3 separate regions of the Mus musculus genome follow, and regions 2 and 3 are each linked to region 1. The links are chromatin loops, found by intact Hi-C in ENCODE. Cell type or tissue: heart. All regions are shown on one strand.

The links. A loop is a pair of places that touch in the nucleus more often than their neighbours do. Peaks named below come from ENCODE experiments on the same cell type or tissue, not always from the same donor. Only the 100,000 strongest peaks of a DNase experiment are listed, where the experiment ranks them.
Region 2: it touches region 1 in a loop (2.3-fold over the local background); 9 of 42 quality-filtered maps call a loop at or near these places.
Region 3: a loop joins it to region 1, with 2.4 times the contacts of the local background. A loop is called at or near these places in 4 of 42 quality-filtered maps.

What each region holds. Positions count from the first base shown.
Region 1 is chr9:103,090,404-103,095,403 of GRCm38, reverse strand. It overlaps a transcript of Slco2a1 not described here. Among named protein-coding and RNA genes, the nearest start is that of Rab6b, 19 kb to the left of the region's middle. In heart, a CTCF peak has its summit at 3,064 (motif pointing left); DNase peaks (open chromatin) are centred at 3,063 and 4,793; H3K4me3 peaks cover 864 bases; H3K27ac peaks cover 675 bases.
Region 2 is chr9:103,172,276-103,177,275 of GRCm38, reverse strand. All of the region lies in intron 7 of Rab6b (RAB6B, member RAS oncogene family), which reads right to left. Among named protein-coding and RNA genes, the nearest start is that of Srprb, 27 kb to the left of the region's middle. In heart, a CTCF peak has its summit at 2,320 (motif pointing left); no DNase peak of the experiment used is centred here.
Region 3 is chr9:102,912,222-102,917,221 of GRCm38, reverse strand. No RefSeq gene overlaps it. Among named protein-coding and RNA genes, the nearest start is that of Ryk, 80 kb to the right of the region's middle. In heart, a CTCF peak has its summit at 2,928 (motif pointing left); DNase peaks (open chromatin) are centred at 881, 1,541 and 2,371; H3K27ac peaks cover 499 bases.

The DNA.
Region 1 (5,000 bases):
ACGGACAGATGCATCTGGGTGTCAACTCTAGACCCGCCTCAAAATCCCTACATTCAAGCCTGCAGGAGACCCTGAAGGGAGACAGATCTGAAGGCTGGGTAATCTGTTAACTATCTGAAGGCTGGGTAATCTGTTAACTATCTGAAGGCTGGGTAATCTGTTAACTATCTGAAGGCTGGGTAATCTGTTAACTATCTGAAGGCTGGGTAATCTGATAACTATCTGAAGGCTGGGTAATCTGTTAACTATCTGAAGGCTGGGTAATCTGTTAACTATCTGAAGGCTGGGTAATCTGATAACTATCTGAAGGCTGGGTAATCTGTTAACTATCTGAAGGCTGGGTAATCTGATAACTATCTTAGGGTTTGCTGACTCTTGGTGACAAAGTGAATCAAATAAGCATCCCCTAGGTCGGCGGTCCTCAACCTTCCTGATGCTGTGACCCTTTCACACAGTTCCTCATGTTGTGGTGACCTCTGACCATAAAACTGTTTTCGTTGCTACTTCAACTTCATAACTGCAATTTTGCTGTTGTTATGAATCATAATGTAAATGTTTTTTGGAAATCGAGGTTTGCCAAAGGGGCCGTGATCCTCAAGTTGAGAACCACTGTCCTAAGTGATCAGTCATATATATATATGTGTGTGTGTGTGTGTGTGTGTGTGTGTGTGTGTGTGTATATATATATATGAACCATGGTTCCTTAGGAGATAATAACAGAGGATTGGGTATGAAGGTCAATGGCTGATTGTCTGACTCACATCTGCAAGGCCTTAATGTTCCATCCCAAACATCAGGGAAATGGAACAATAATGGGATCTGGAGCCTCTACAGAACATCACTCATAATGTCCAGGGTATATTAAAAAGAACTAGACTAGCAAATAAAAAGGGAAATGTGGCCAGAGTCCAGAAATCAAAGCAGCCAAGGTATGAGATGACCCAGATGTCTACCTGAGCAGACAGGGAGTTGAAGGTAGCTCCTATAAATAGTTCAAAGACCTTCCAGTCTTTGACTACAATCTGAATCAATAAACCGGGACTCAGCAGAGAGATTATGGAAGTGATAAAAAAAGAAACAGTATTTTTAGCCCTGAGAAACATAAAACAAAAATGAACATATGTGTGGGTGGTTGCAAGAATATATTTACAGGGTGCAGAAGAAAACTTGATGAGTTTGAAGACAACTCCCTGAAAGGGTAATGTGAGGACCGACAAGAAAAAAAAGGCGAAGGAGGATGACGACCAGGGATCTTCCAGGTGTCTCAGGTCATCCACAGTGAAAGAGTATAAAATATGAATTACAAAACCACTTATGATGTAATAGCTCAGTGAATACGAAGCCTGATTCACTCTTCCTAGGGAGAGTCCATTACTGTTTGGGGGGGAGGTGGGCAGGACTGGGAGCTGGAGGAGAAATCTTAGAAATCATATTTCAGTGGCAACCGGAAGTAGAAAGAAAGGGATGTGGAAGTAGGGTGAGGCTGAAAAAATTGGCTTCCCCAGGGCACTTCTTCCAGCAAGGCTGAGCTCTCTCCCCAGACAGTGCCACAAACTGGGGGTTCAAGTACATATTCAAGTACATGAGCCCATGTGTGGTGCTACAGCAGTCTAGGATAAACACATACATTTATCCAAACAAGTTGACAGAAGACTGTGAATGTGTGGATATGACTGCACCCCACGTAAACCTCAACAGAGCTCCTTTTGGAAACACTAAGAGACTTCTGCATCGCTAGTGAGATGCTAAGCCATTCAACTTTGGAAAGAGTTAATCTCTGATAGCCTATGAGCTATCCCTTTGCTTTTTCACTTCTGGACATGTCTCCAACAGAAATGGAAACTCACAAAAAACTCACTCACGAATCTCCATAGTAATTTTATTCATCATAATAAAAAAAAAATGGCCTGACATCTAACTAAATAACCTGATGGATAGATACAGAATTTGTGTCATATTCAACCAAGAGAGTGTCACGGAACAATTAAAAAAAAAAAAAAAAGAATAACCACAGGCACAAGCAATGGATCTCAAAAACATTAGGATGGATTGCAAAATACCATTTACATTGAGCTTTCGAATAAGTTAGGTTAACTTATACCAAGGGGGCAGGGTGGTAAAATGGGCAGAGACTGTACTCAACCCAATATCCACCTAGTTGCTGGGAGTTACACTGTTTTACACTTTAATGGCCACGGTGGTTGTGTTCTCATCTACATTTATAAAATGTACGGAACGATAAGCGGTGAAATGATGTTAGTCGTACATTGCCAGGAACGGGCTTTAAAAATATGTCTTCATCTTGTTTATAAAATTTTGGCCTAATCACTTAAGGCTGGAATGCTAATGGGTGACATAGAGAAGTCAAGGAAGGGAGGCTTAAGGCAAGAGGTGGAGAATCCAGTTTCCCCTGCATCGGGATGCTGGTGTCGGTCAAGGTCTCCTTCAAGCTCTGCTGAACCTGGAATTGATCAGCCAACCCTGGGGGGTCAGGAGGGTGCGTCAGTTTCTAAAGCTTTCCTGGCTACTTCTGCCTTTGCTTCCAAGGAGCAAGAGTGTTGTTAGTCTTGTTTATCCTGGCCCTAGGGAGCTCAGTCCTTTTCCGAATGCCCTAGAAGGTGACTGGGGCACAGAGACCTTTTCTGAAGACGGGCAGTGCCTGCGATTATGAGAGATTTCTTTCAGAGGCACGTTCCTGAGGCCCAAGGGGTACACTGGTAAATACCGGAGACCTAGAAGGCGGAGGTGGAAGGTGACTGAGTTCCCTGAAGCCACTGAATACTTAAGCCTGTAAGATCATGGCGAGGCTGACAGCCCCAGGATGGGAGGGGCCCCACGTTGGAGCAGAGTGACCACCCATGCCAGTTCGCAGGGCCTGGGAGTGCCCACAGGGTCTGTAAGAATGCTTGGGTGGGGAGCCTGAAGTGTCAGAGGGTGGCGGTGTATTTGAGGGGTGCCCTGAGCAGCGAGCAACCTGGCCTCAGCAACGCCCTCTCTGCCAAGCTGCATGCGGTGATCCCGCTGTGGCGCTGCCTCACTGCGGCGCTGGTGAGCGGCGCCGCCTAGTGGCAGACTACGACAGCAGTGCCCCGGAGCGCCGGCCACTGCAAGAATAAGGTCTGGACCCTGCTGGAAGCGAGACCAGTTGCACTCCAAACTCCCCGTCTGATAATTGCATCTCACTAGAAGCGCAAAGCACAAAGGGCCTGGCGTTCTCTGATCTTCACTCCCGACTTCTGGAGCTGTTCTGGAGTTTCAAATGCCTTTTCCCAGTATGGGCCCACCCCACCCCACCCCACCCCACTCCCACCTCCATTTTTCTTCTGTAAGCTGGTGTTTGTGAAAGTTAAGAACATTCAGTCAAATGCTTGCCCCACCTGAGACTTCTAAGGTTTAGGGGCTGTATACATTTGAAATGCTGTACTGAGAAACCCACAGTGCAAAGAGAAGTTTAGGAGCCTGAACAGAAAACCTGTTCAAATAAGCTGCCCCATTTGGCTTTCAATTACACCCCTGGGACTCCAGTTCCCACACTGCGGGGAGGAGAGAGAGAGAGAGAGAGAGAGAGAGAGAGAGAGAGAGAGAGAGAGGACATATAGTGGAGCCAACTTTGGCTGGGGCTGCTCAGGAGGACGGCTCTTCTGGTCTCTGGGGTGTAGCAGTTCCCTCTCAGGGACCCGGGGCTGTATTTTGAGGTAGGAACGCCCTTCTGGGACTGGTTGACTGGTCTCTAAGGCCATTCTCCAGGCTTTGAATGGGCTGGTCTAAGCCAGTCCCGAAGGACGCCTAAGGGGCCCCCGCTAAGCCTAGACCCTACCCTTCTAGCCTTACTCCTGTTCTCCTTCAGGTTCCCTGATCAGGGGATTCTCAGAATGTGCACAGGTTTGCTCGCCTTTCTACCTTTGTTCACAACTTAGCTGTCCTCTCTCCCTACACTCTTGACCCTCGAAACCAGCCCTGGTCCCTTCTCTGATTTCCCAATGGAATCCACAGCACTTGGTCAAGTTCCTACCCTAGGTCAAAGTATACACGCTGCAAGGTCAGGAAATGTGTCATGGCGGGTTCTTGCACACACCAGCTACCAAACAAATAAAATGTGATTGACAACCGGAGGGGACCTCATTTATCGATGTGATGGTCCTGATGGCCTCACCATTCAGGAAGAAGCTCTGGGTGAGACTCCTCCCCTCGAGATAAGCCCCGCCCCTTGGGGGGCATGCTCAATCAACTGTCATCCCCCCTAGCTCCTCCGCCTTCTCATCCTTTGCCTAAGTCTTTGTCAACTAAAGAGAACCTTTTTCCTGACCCTGCATCTCTAAACCTCTGATCCATCAGCTCTGCCTCTTCTGGGCCTGTCCTCTCCACTTTTCCATCTCTAAGGCAGCCTTGGCTTTGCTGAGATATCATCTTTTCTCCTCTAGGGATCCGCTGTGGATGCTTCCTCCCTCTGACTGTATTCATCCCTCTTCCAACAGCCTGACAAGACTGAAGGGTCTCAGAGAGCATATTGGTTCACCTAGAATCACTCCCCATGGTGGAAGATTCTAGCACTTGCCTAAGTCTGCTCCTCTCCTCTCTGAGCACAGAGGATTATATTTCTCCATCTGTACAGCAGTTAGATAATGCCGTGAGACTAGTTCTGGCCAAGCGCCTGGGAGCAGAAAGACTATGCGCCTTCTGGCCAAAACACTTGCTTCCCATGGCGAGACCTTCTTAGCTTCCTTTCCTGCCTCATTAATTGTGGATTGATGAAACAGAGGTACCTCAAGTCCAAATAGCTGGCATTCTGAGCCACCCTTGGAAGCCACTGCCCTGGAGAGTCACCCAAACAAGCCACGGGCTTTGTGCAAACAAGAGATAAAGGTGTGTTGTGTCATGTGACTGAAGCCTAGCCAAGCCTATTTCTGGGTGGTTTGAGGAGTTCAGTAAATAAATGCATGGCTTGGCAAACTGTAGCGAACTATGTACATTTTATTATTGTTATCAAAGTGTAGCAGGTG
Region 2 (5,000 bases), 82 kb before region 1:
CCACAGAGCCTACACAGCTAGGGAAATGGCCAGCACTCTCAGGAGTTGGCCAGCACCCCAGTTTTCTTGGGTCCCCAAAGATATCCATGCTCTGAGATAGCAGGGAGCAGTCTAAAAAGCATAGGCACCCCCATTGCCACCTTACCACGACCCCTTCCTCTTTTCTTGCCTTTTATAATAAACAAGAAGGAGGAATACTATAAATCAGGAGCCCCACCAGCTTGTCCTTCAGCAACTCAGAGCTAGTAGCTTATGTCATTGCCCGCTGTGGCCAGGTGTGGTGCATTTCTACCGTCCTATGGCTGCTTATTTCCCCTATGTGACACACACACACCCTTTAAGTCTCAAGCCATCCCTGATCTTCCTCTCTCTGTGTGTCTTGTTAATTCTGTTTCCCAGTCTCTCTGTCTGTTTCTTATATCTCAACTCCAAGATGGCCTTTTACCTCCCCTCTCCCATAAACCTCTTGTGTGTGAGGTCTGCTATGTAGAGTGATCTCTTAGCAGCACACCTTGGCCCAGACCCACCAAGGTACCCCCAATGCCTAATCCTAACACTCTCTCCTTGGGACACATGGTTACTATTTGGTTAGAGCCCCTGGTTATCCCTTGCATAAGCTAAGAAACCCTGTTTGCTCTTTTCCCTCCAACCCTACCTGCAAGAAGAAAATTCTGGGCTAATATGCTTTACCTTATACAGGCATAATCCCAGCTCTTAGCTCACACATCATCTCCCTGTGCCCCTAAACTCCCCTTGCTTTAGCCCTGACTGATGTGTGTCTTCACTGACCTCCACCTATGAGATTGGAGAGCTGCCTCTTAATAAGCCCGCCTTTATACTTTTGAGTTGGCTTGAATTGGTTCATTTCGTTGGTGGAGAAACCTATTATGATTCTGAAGAATTGGGAGAAGCTGGGCCCCCAGTCCAGTGGGTCAGGCCTCAGGCCATGTGGGGACCACTTCTCTCCCTCTCTCTACTCAATGAGAGCCACTTCCCAGCCACAGCCTAACAGGTACCGGGTGCCTCTTCCAGGTTCAGGACCAAGCTAGGGATCCCCTGACAAGTCTCGGCCGAGCCAGGACAAGCCTGTCCATTCAGAGCAAAGACTCAGTCTTTGTTCCAGGCAGGCTTTGGATTCGTTTTGTTCTAGGGAGGCCTTGGATTCAGAGACGTCCTTTCCAAGGTTTCTCCACCCCACACTCTTCGATCCCAGTCTATCATATGGGTCGCTGCATCATTGGCAAGTCCGGGAGAAGACAACGCCAAGTTTAAACCCAATCTTCAGTAGCCCATGTGGTGGCGGTTATGCAATTTATCCAAGTTGGGGCTGTCTTGGACCCTAAGTTCCTCTTCATTCTGTGGCTTGGCCACAATACGCCTTGGACAGTGAGTCCAAATGGCCACCAGGAGGTACTACTGACTTAACATCCTTCATGATCTTGAAATTTTCTGCTGGCATATGGACAGATGGCCTGAGCTCCCCTATGTACAAATGTTTTGGGAACTGCACTTCCGCCCTTCTGTAGTCAGTGTTCAATGGCTCAAGTCTTGTTGGCCAAGGCTGTGACACCTCCAGACACACATTCATCTGGGGACTTGGACTACAAGACACCCTTTACCCTGGCGGGACCACTTGAATCATGGGCACACCAACCCCTTCCCCAGCCCTGTCTACTACTCCCACTCCTATAGCACCATAAGCTTGAGTCTATTGGCCAACCTTCCTCCCTATACCTGCTCCTTCCTCCTTCCTTCCTCCTTCCTACACCATTGATAACCCGCCTATTGGCTAGCCTTCTCCCTGGTACCCACCCCTTTTTCTTCCCCTCCCTCTGAGACAAAAGCCAAGGACAATTAACTTCCTCCCCCTAACTCTTGTCCCCCTTGTCCCTCCCCTCCTCTCTCCTCCCATTGTCCCTCCTCCTTCATTACCAACACAGGCTCCACCTAGGGGTCAACCCACACCCTGATCCCCATGCACTCCCTGGCTCACTTCCCCTGAACCCTCCCCTGTAGCCTCTCCTATGCAGTCTCAATACTCCAAAGCTCTTCTGCCCTCCCAGGAGGTGGCCGGAGCAGAAACAGCTGTGGGAGTTCATGTTCCTTTCTCCCTTCAAGACTTCTCCCAGACTGAAAAGTGGAGAGGCCCCTTCTCTGCCATCCCATCTGCCTATATTAAAGAGTTCTGCTTCCTTTGTCAGGACTATGACCTAACTCCACGATCTTTATGTCATTCAGGCTCTACCCTCACTCCTGAGGAACATGGACAGGTTCAGGCTGCAGGCAGACAGTATGCAGACCAGGGCCACCTAGTGGACAATACAGTCCCTGTGAGTGACACAACGGTGCTGACCACAGAGCCTAAGTGGAATTATTAGCCAGGTCACATTGACCACCGATTAGAGTACGGTCCATTGTCTCCTTCAGGGAATGGAAATGGTCTCAAATAAGATTGTTGACTTTTGGCAATCTCTGCAAAATTACACAGGAAGCTAATGAAATCCTGGCCATTAAAAAACTGGTTACAACAAACCATGGTCTACACATCTGCCTTGACCAGGCCTCCCCGGCAGGGGCTACAGTCCTGGCTACCCATTTTATTTCCCAGTCATCTTCAGATATTCGGAGGGGGCGGGGAGAGACTGAAGATAGTTCCCAAACCCCCGTACAGGAATTGGTAAAGATGGCTTTTAAGGTATTCGATGCCCAAGGGGAGGCAACTGAGTCTTCCCGACAGGCTCAGCTACAGCAAAAGGTTGCACTCCAAGCCTAAGACTTGGCAACTGACCTGAGGCCACTGGCAATCCCGCAGACCCCATCCCGTCAATGTCAACTCCAACAAGGGCCTGTTTCAAATGCGGCCAGCAAAGCCACTGATCCCACAACTGCCCCAGCCCTCAGCAACCCATGCTGTCTGCTCACTGCCCTACCACTGGAAGTCAGAATGCCCCAGTGTGGGCTTGTCCTCTGGGCCAGGTCACGAAGGTCCAGAGCCATCAGTGCAGGTAGCACAAACTCTTCCTGCCTTAGGGCTCCTCGGCCTGGCACAGGATTGATGGCACCCAGACTCGAGGGCTCCTGTCACTCTTGCAGATCCTAGGGTAATGTGCCATGACCTTCCGGGTGGACATGGGGCTACCTTCTCTGTCTTGACCTCCCACTCGGATCCCGCTGTTCCTTCATCAGTTTCTGCTATGAGGATGGATGGGATCCCCTCCTTTCATGCCGACTATGCCACTTTCCTATATCCTTGGCTGACCATTTTTTACACATTCTTTCCTAGTCATGCCTGTCTGCCCTGTGCCTTTACTTGACCACAATATCCTCAGCCACTTCTCTGAATCCCCACAACCTCTCCCCACTCTCATCTTCTTCTTCCTTTGGTTGCCTCACAGATCCCTACGCCAGACTACCCTGGATGTACTCTACCAGACCCTGTTGACCCCCAAGTATGGTATATCTCCACCCTGGTAATCGCTCCGCCCCACCAGCCGGTCCTAGTTTTACCCCTCTTCTTTCCCCTTTCAGACCCCAGCTCCCCACTTCTGAGCCCCATCGTCACTGTCTCAAGTCCATCAATACTCACCTCGCGTGTCAGGGACTTCTGATCCCTATAGGACTTGCAACTCTTCCATTCTCCCTCTCCGTAAGCCCTCCAGTGCCTACCAGGTGCTGGGATTAAAGGTGTGTGCCACCACTGCCTGGCTCTCTCCTTAGACCTTAATGCTAAATACACGTCTTCAGTATGTAGATGACCTATTACTTTGTAGCCCCTCCCTGTCTTTGTCCCAGACGGCCAACTTCTTGTTTCTAAACTACCTTGTCTACCCGGGATCAAGTCTCCCCATCTAAAGCTCAACTATGCTCTCCCACTGTAATATATACTTGGTGTTCAACTTAGCCGAGGCTCTAAGACCCTCAACAAGCGCGGGTTCTGAGAGATCTATAGCCCCAAACTATGGCAGATCATATTCTTTCATTTTTGGACTTGGTTGGATTCTTTAGACCCTGGATTCCCATATTTAGCTAATATGGCTAAGCCACTATACCAGGCAGTCAAGGGGGCCCCCAGTGGGCCCCTCACCCACTCAGCTATAGCTCACCATCATTTTCCCTACTCTCTGAGATGCCTTTTTAGCAGCCTCAGTCTTGGCCTTTTCAGACTCTACTCAGTCCTATCACCTCTTTACTGACGAGGGGCTGGGGCCCTAGTCCAACCCACTGGGCCCTCTCACTGAGCCATTGATTGCTCTTCCTCCTCCTCCTCTTCTTCTTTAAAGATTTATTTATTTAATACATATGAGTACACTGTAGCTCTCTTCGGACACACCAGAAGAGGGCATCAAATCCCATCACAGATAGTTGTGAGCCACCATGTGGTTGCTGGGATTTGAACTCAGGACCTTCGGAAGAGCAGTCAGTGCTCTTAACCGCTGAGCCATCTCTCCAGTCCCCCCAGCCACTGCTCTGCTATCTAAACAACTGGACCCTACTGTGTGCGATGGCAGCCATGTCTGCGAGACCTAACAGCAATGGCTGAACTCACTCAAGATCACCTTACTCCAGCCTATTACTGTATACTCTACCCGCTGCCTCTCTGATCTCCTGAGCCACCCTTCTTTCTCTCTCCTCAGACCCTCATGGGCCCAACCCTTTTATCTGTTATTCCTGGGAAACTCCCAGGTCACCTTGGCCCCTAGCCCTGCTCTACACCCAGCAGCTGTTCCTCCTGGTCCACCCTCCTCCATGTGCCTTCCCACTCTTGCTTAGAGCTGTGGAGGACCTACGCTCACCCCAACCCAGCCTCCCAGACCAGCCTCTCACAGACCCACAACTCACCCTTTTTGTGGATGGAAGTTCCCTTAGAGATAACTCAGGACCCACCAGACGGCATACGCGGTGGTCACCTCAGCTGAAATGACTGAGTCGAACCATCTCGCAGTGGAACCTCTCTTCACAAAAGGCTGAACTCATTGCTCTAACCAGGGCACTCCATGTTG
Region 3 (5,000 bases), 180 kb after region 1:
TCTTAGTTCACATGGTCCTATGTATCACTGGTTGAACAAAACTATCTCCCATAACAATTTTGCAGAGCCTGAGTGATTATCAAAACAGATAATCAAAAACCATGTATAACCAATGTGGGCGTAGGGGAGGGAAGCTGGCTGGGGCAATGGAGTCTGGAGAGAACCGGCAAGAGACCACAAGTTCTGCCCACAGATGGCTCAGGAAGCACTAGGAAGCAGTAAGGGTGGCTTCCTGGTGGCCCTGTGGAGACTAAGGAGGGACTAAGTTCAATGTTGGGGTTGAGGGGTGCCAGATGGTCCTGCAGAGGTGCTGAGCACAGAAAAGACCTGACAGGCAGGTGCTCAAGACTGACATAGGAACCATAGGAACCCAAAATTGGGGGGCTGGGGTGGGGGGAGGTAGACGCTTGAGCCCCAAATTACTAAGTGTGGAAGGAAGGCTGAAGTGGAAACGTGGTTTTCTTTGGAAAGTCAGTTATTTCAAAGAATGTTTCGCTGAAGCAGACACAGGTGAAAGGACATTTTGCTGAAGCAAGCACATGAAAGGATGTGTGATGAAGAATTCTTCGCTAAGGACATGCATGTATTGGCCTGCCTTACATGCATTGTTGAGCACCATTTGTCTTGACTCCACAGAGAGAGATGCACCAAAGAACTTGAGAGGTTCCCGTGGCTTCTTGCCGCTTCCACGGGCTCCACGGCCGATCTGCAGAGTGATGTCAGCTGATACAGACCCACGGGGAGTTTTGCTAAGACAGGCTCATGTGCTGAGGCAAGACCTGTGGAGGACACATGATGTTTGGGGGGAGCATACATAGGACTCAATGGACAGTGACTGGCGGCTTCCTGTGCAACCCTTCTTCGTCTCAAGTCTTCACTGATCTTGGCTTCGTTGGGAGAGGCACAGCCAAGAACTTCTCCTGGCGTCCCTGCTGGTCTTGCTCCCTCCTGCTGACTGGTGAAGCCTTGCCTGGCTGTCTCTGCTAGGTTGGACTGCTGCTATATTGGTGAAGTGTTTGCGAGTGGATCGAGCTGCCGCTGCTGATTCCTGTGAACTGAACTGCTGGTTTCCTGACAACACAGATGGGATTTGCTCCAAAGAACAATTTCTAAACAGGCCCACTGCCCCTGTATCACCATAAGCTTTCTTTCCCATTACCTCTGGTGGGTGGTGGGCTAGAAGGGAGGTTGGAGCATTTAAGAACAACTATTCAAAGTAGGATTTGAAAAGCCAAAGTTACAGAAGGCAGTTCAAGGACGATATGCTGACACATGCCACGGAGAGAATGTCACTGAACCTGGCACCTATGGTGTCAGGGGCCTGCAAAGTGAGCCATTACCCCAGGAAGGAAGGACCCTGGGCCCACGTCAGGGCAGACGCTGAGTGGAGTGGAGGTAACTCACTGAGAAGTAGTAACTCAATGCTAACAGGAAGGCAGGGAGGGAGGGGTGCTGGAAGCTGAGAAAGTCATTGGCAGAGAAAACCATGCATACAAGTCTGAGGGGTCCAGGAGAAGCATGGGAGGCTGTGCTAACGGAGAGGATATCTAGGAACACTCTGTCCAGCAAGAAGGAGGAGCTGTTGACTAGGATGGAGTTCAAGGGAAGCTGGGAGCGGCTAGAGAGGAGGATGAGAGTGGGAAGCAGGGTCAGAGTGCAAGAGAGAGGGGAAGATAATGACAGAGTTGGGGTGCCAACTGGATAGTCCTGGTGTTAAGAGGGCCAAGGGGCCTCTAGCATGGCCAGCTGCTTTTGTGGTCTAAATGTGAGATGCCCTCCCATCTGCTCATGTGACACTTATATGCTATAAATAACCTGATGTTGGGGGTGTGTGTGGATTTGATGGTGGTCAGACTGCAAGCAGAGACTAAGGATACTGAAGAACCTGAGAGGTGGGTTTTATAGAACAGGGAGCTTTGCTAGACTGCAGTAGGTATGGAACAACATTACAGAGGAGATCAGAAGTGAAGGCACAAGGCGGGTGTGTGTATGTGTGTAAGCCAGGGACCAGATGATGCTAACGTTTGGGCTAATGTCCCCACAGAGGTCCATGTGTTAAAGCTTGGTCCCAGTTGTAAGGGGGTAGAGCCTTTAGGAGGTGGGGACTGCTTAGAGGCCTTCCTGTCAAAAGTGGGTATGCCTTTCAAGTAAGCATTGCACGGCTCCTTTCTCTTTGGATTCTGGCTCCCATAAAGAAACTATTTAGTCCACCACGTGTGCCCTGCCATTCCATACTGCCTTGCCACTAGCTCAAAAGCAAGAGGGTTGGTCCTGTATGAACTGAAACCTCCACAAAACTGTAAGCCAACATATGCTCTTCTCTTTCCTTCAGTCACCTCAGGTATTGTGTTAGAGCAAGCCAACATAGAGTAGAGGGTGCTGTGTGCTAGGATGCCACTTCTGACCACACCATGCTGTGCCTGTTCCACTCCAAACCCTTGCCTCCCACACCATGACTGCAAGGGAGCTAGCTTATCTTCTGGAACGAAGACACTCTGGGCTTAGATCCAGATTCTCCTCTAGCCACACATACCAGCTCTCATTCATCTACTTTCTGTCTCAGTCCCAGATTTACTCTGGAGACTTAGGCCCAAGGTATTCAGATCTTCAGTATCTTGGACCAGATACTTAACTGGAGCCCATGGCCAGGTAACACCTTTCCCCTATCAGCCTACACTCCAGAGTGCTGCTAGCTTCATACCTATCTGGAAAAACACAGCTTCTTGATTCGCTCTTCTCTCAACATTTCTCTTCCACAGACCACTGTTTGCAAACTGTTTTTTTTTTTTTTTCCCCAGCCAGCTGCCTAGGGAGACTCTTTTCTAAATGACGTCCTTGCTGCTGGTGCCCGAGTCTTTCCCGATGGATATCAGCAGAAGTGTCTTGGTGGCCTTTCTATCACTTACTGAGAAAGGCTCCCTCTTCTGGGAGCCGCAGTGATGTGGTTGGAACCCAGCACTGGCCATGCAGCCACATTAAAATGGCCGTTGATAGGAAGGGCAGGGCGAAAGGATGACGGGTTCTTAGCCACCCTCCTCCCTTTGGACTACCATGTAAGAAGGAAACAATGACTTAATCTACCATTTGTTATAGCAGACTCCACTGTAACCAAATTTCTGAAGAAAAATGTGCTGACCAACCAGGGCAGCCCCAATGTGACTTACACTAGCTGTGTGCCCTTCTTATTTGCTTGTAGGCAGCTCCCGTTTTAATTTCCCTCTACAACACTTCAAGTTCCTATGAAGCCCACCCCCAACCTGGTACTCCAAACACTAACACTACCTTTTATATCACTAGAAATGTTGGAACCAACAAGCAGGGGCTCCTAAGGTGTCCTGCCTCCCTTGCAAACCCGTTCCTCCCGTCTCAGTAGCACAGGGTTTGGGGACAGACTCCCTGGATTAAGACACAGCATTACTTAACGCAACTAAGCTCAACTTTCATTTCCTCAATTGTAAAATGGGGGTAAGGCCACTCTGTAGGACTTTTGGTGATTAGTACTGTCTTAGTCAGGGTTTCTATTCCTGCACAAACCTCAGGACCAAGAAACAAGTTGGGGAGGAAAGGGTTTATTCAGCTTACACTTCCATACTGCTGTTCATCACCAAGGAAGCCAGGACTGGAACTCAAGCAGGTCAGGAAGCAGGAGCTGATGCAGAGGCCATGGAGGGACGTTCTTTACTGGCTTGCCTCACCTGGCTTGCTCAGCCTGCTTTCTTATAGAACCAAGACTACCAGCCCAGAGATGGTCCCACCCACAAGGGGCCTTTCCCCCTTGATCACTAATTGAGAAAATGCCTTACAGTTGGATCTCATGGAGGCATTTCCTCAACTGAAGCTCCTTTCTCTGTGATAACTCCAGCTGTGTCAAGTTGACACAAAACTAGCCAGTACAAGTACCATGCTTGATGTACGGTGGCAACATCTGCCTACCACAAACACTGCTAAAACACATGTGGGTGTATCTCTGATGTGAGCCTTTTACTGAGTTTCTATTACTCCAGACCAAAGTTGGAATTTCTTGACGTTAGACCCGTACTGCACTTCTGCCCATTTACCTTGGAACCTTCCCTCCCAGCAACATCATTTTTGAAGGGTTTTGGCCAATAATAGCACTCTGTTCATGGATTCAGGAAACAAACAAACAAACAAAAAATCCTATTAACAGAGTGTTAGTCAGCATCCTACCAAATTAATTTCCCTTCCTGAAAAGCACACCCACTTCCTATAATACACCAACATAAGACACAGCCTGCTATACATCTTAGGTTTGCAAGCAAAAGCGCCTTTCATTTCCTTCATTTGTAAAACAAGGGAGTTACATTATCAGCTGGCCATCTCTACAACACAGCACTACACTGAAGCGGTGATGGGAAAATCCAGTATTTCTATCTACTTCCCGATCTTATGTTGTTTTAATGCACCTAAGGGCCGCATCCTGTGGAAAGATATCAGTGTTCCTTCAATAGGGACATGCAAAGCGTGAGCCAGTGGGGCAGCCTAGAGCGTGCAGAGACCTGAGTGGCCAGCGGAGGAGGCGCGGGGAGCTTCCCACCAAGTCCAGCAGGCCAGGCCCGTCTCTTCCTTTTCCTGCCTTCCCAGAAGAGGTGAGGAGGACCATAAGGGAGCATTTATCACAGACTGAGAGTCTGTTTAGGTGACCAGAATACACAACCCTCTCCTTCAGTGAAGGCAACTGTGGGTCCTGAGGGGAAAAGAGGAGCCAAGGCCAGAGAGACACTGCCTAGAGACTCCAACACAAAACTTAAAACACTCGTACTACGCACTCTGCTTCCTGACCCAGTCAGGCCAAGGCCATTCTGGCTCCAGACAAGATGGAGCCAAAGGATCTTTCCTCATAATAGTAACGCTGGTGATTCTGTGAAGCCAGAGAAACACTGACCGACGCCCCCGAGCCCGCTGGTCACAGAAGCACCAGGATCTGAGTTCGATTCCCAGCACATCCAGAAAAGTCAAGTGTGGCTGGAGAGGGAGAGACA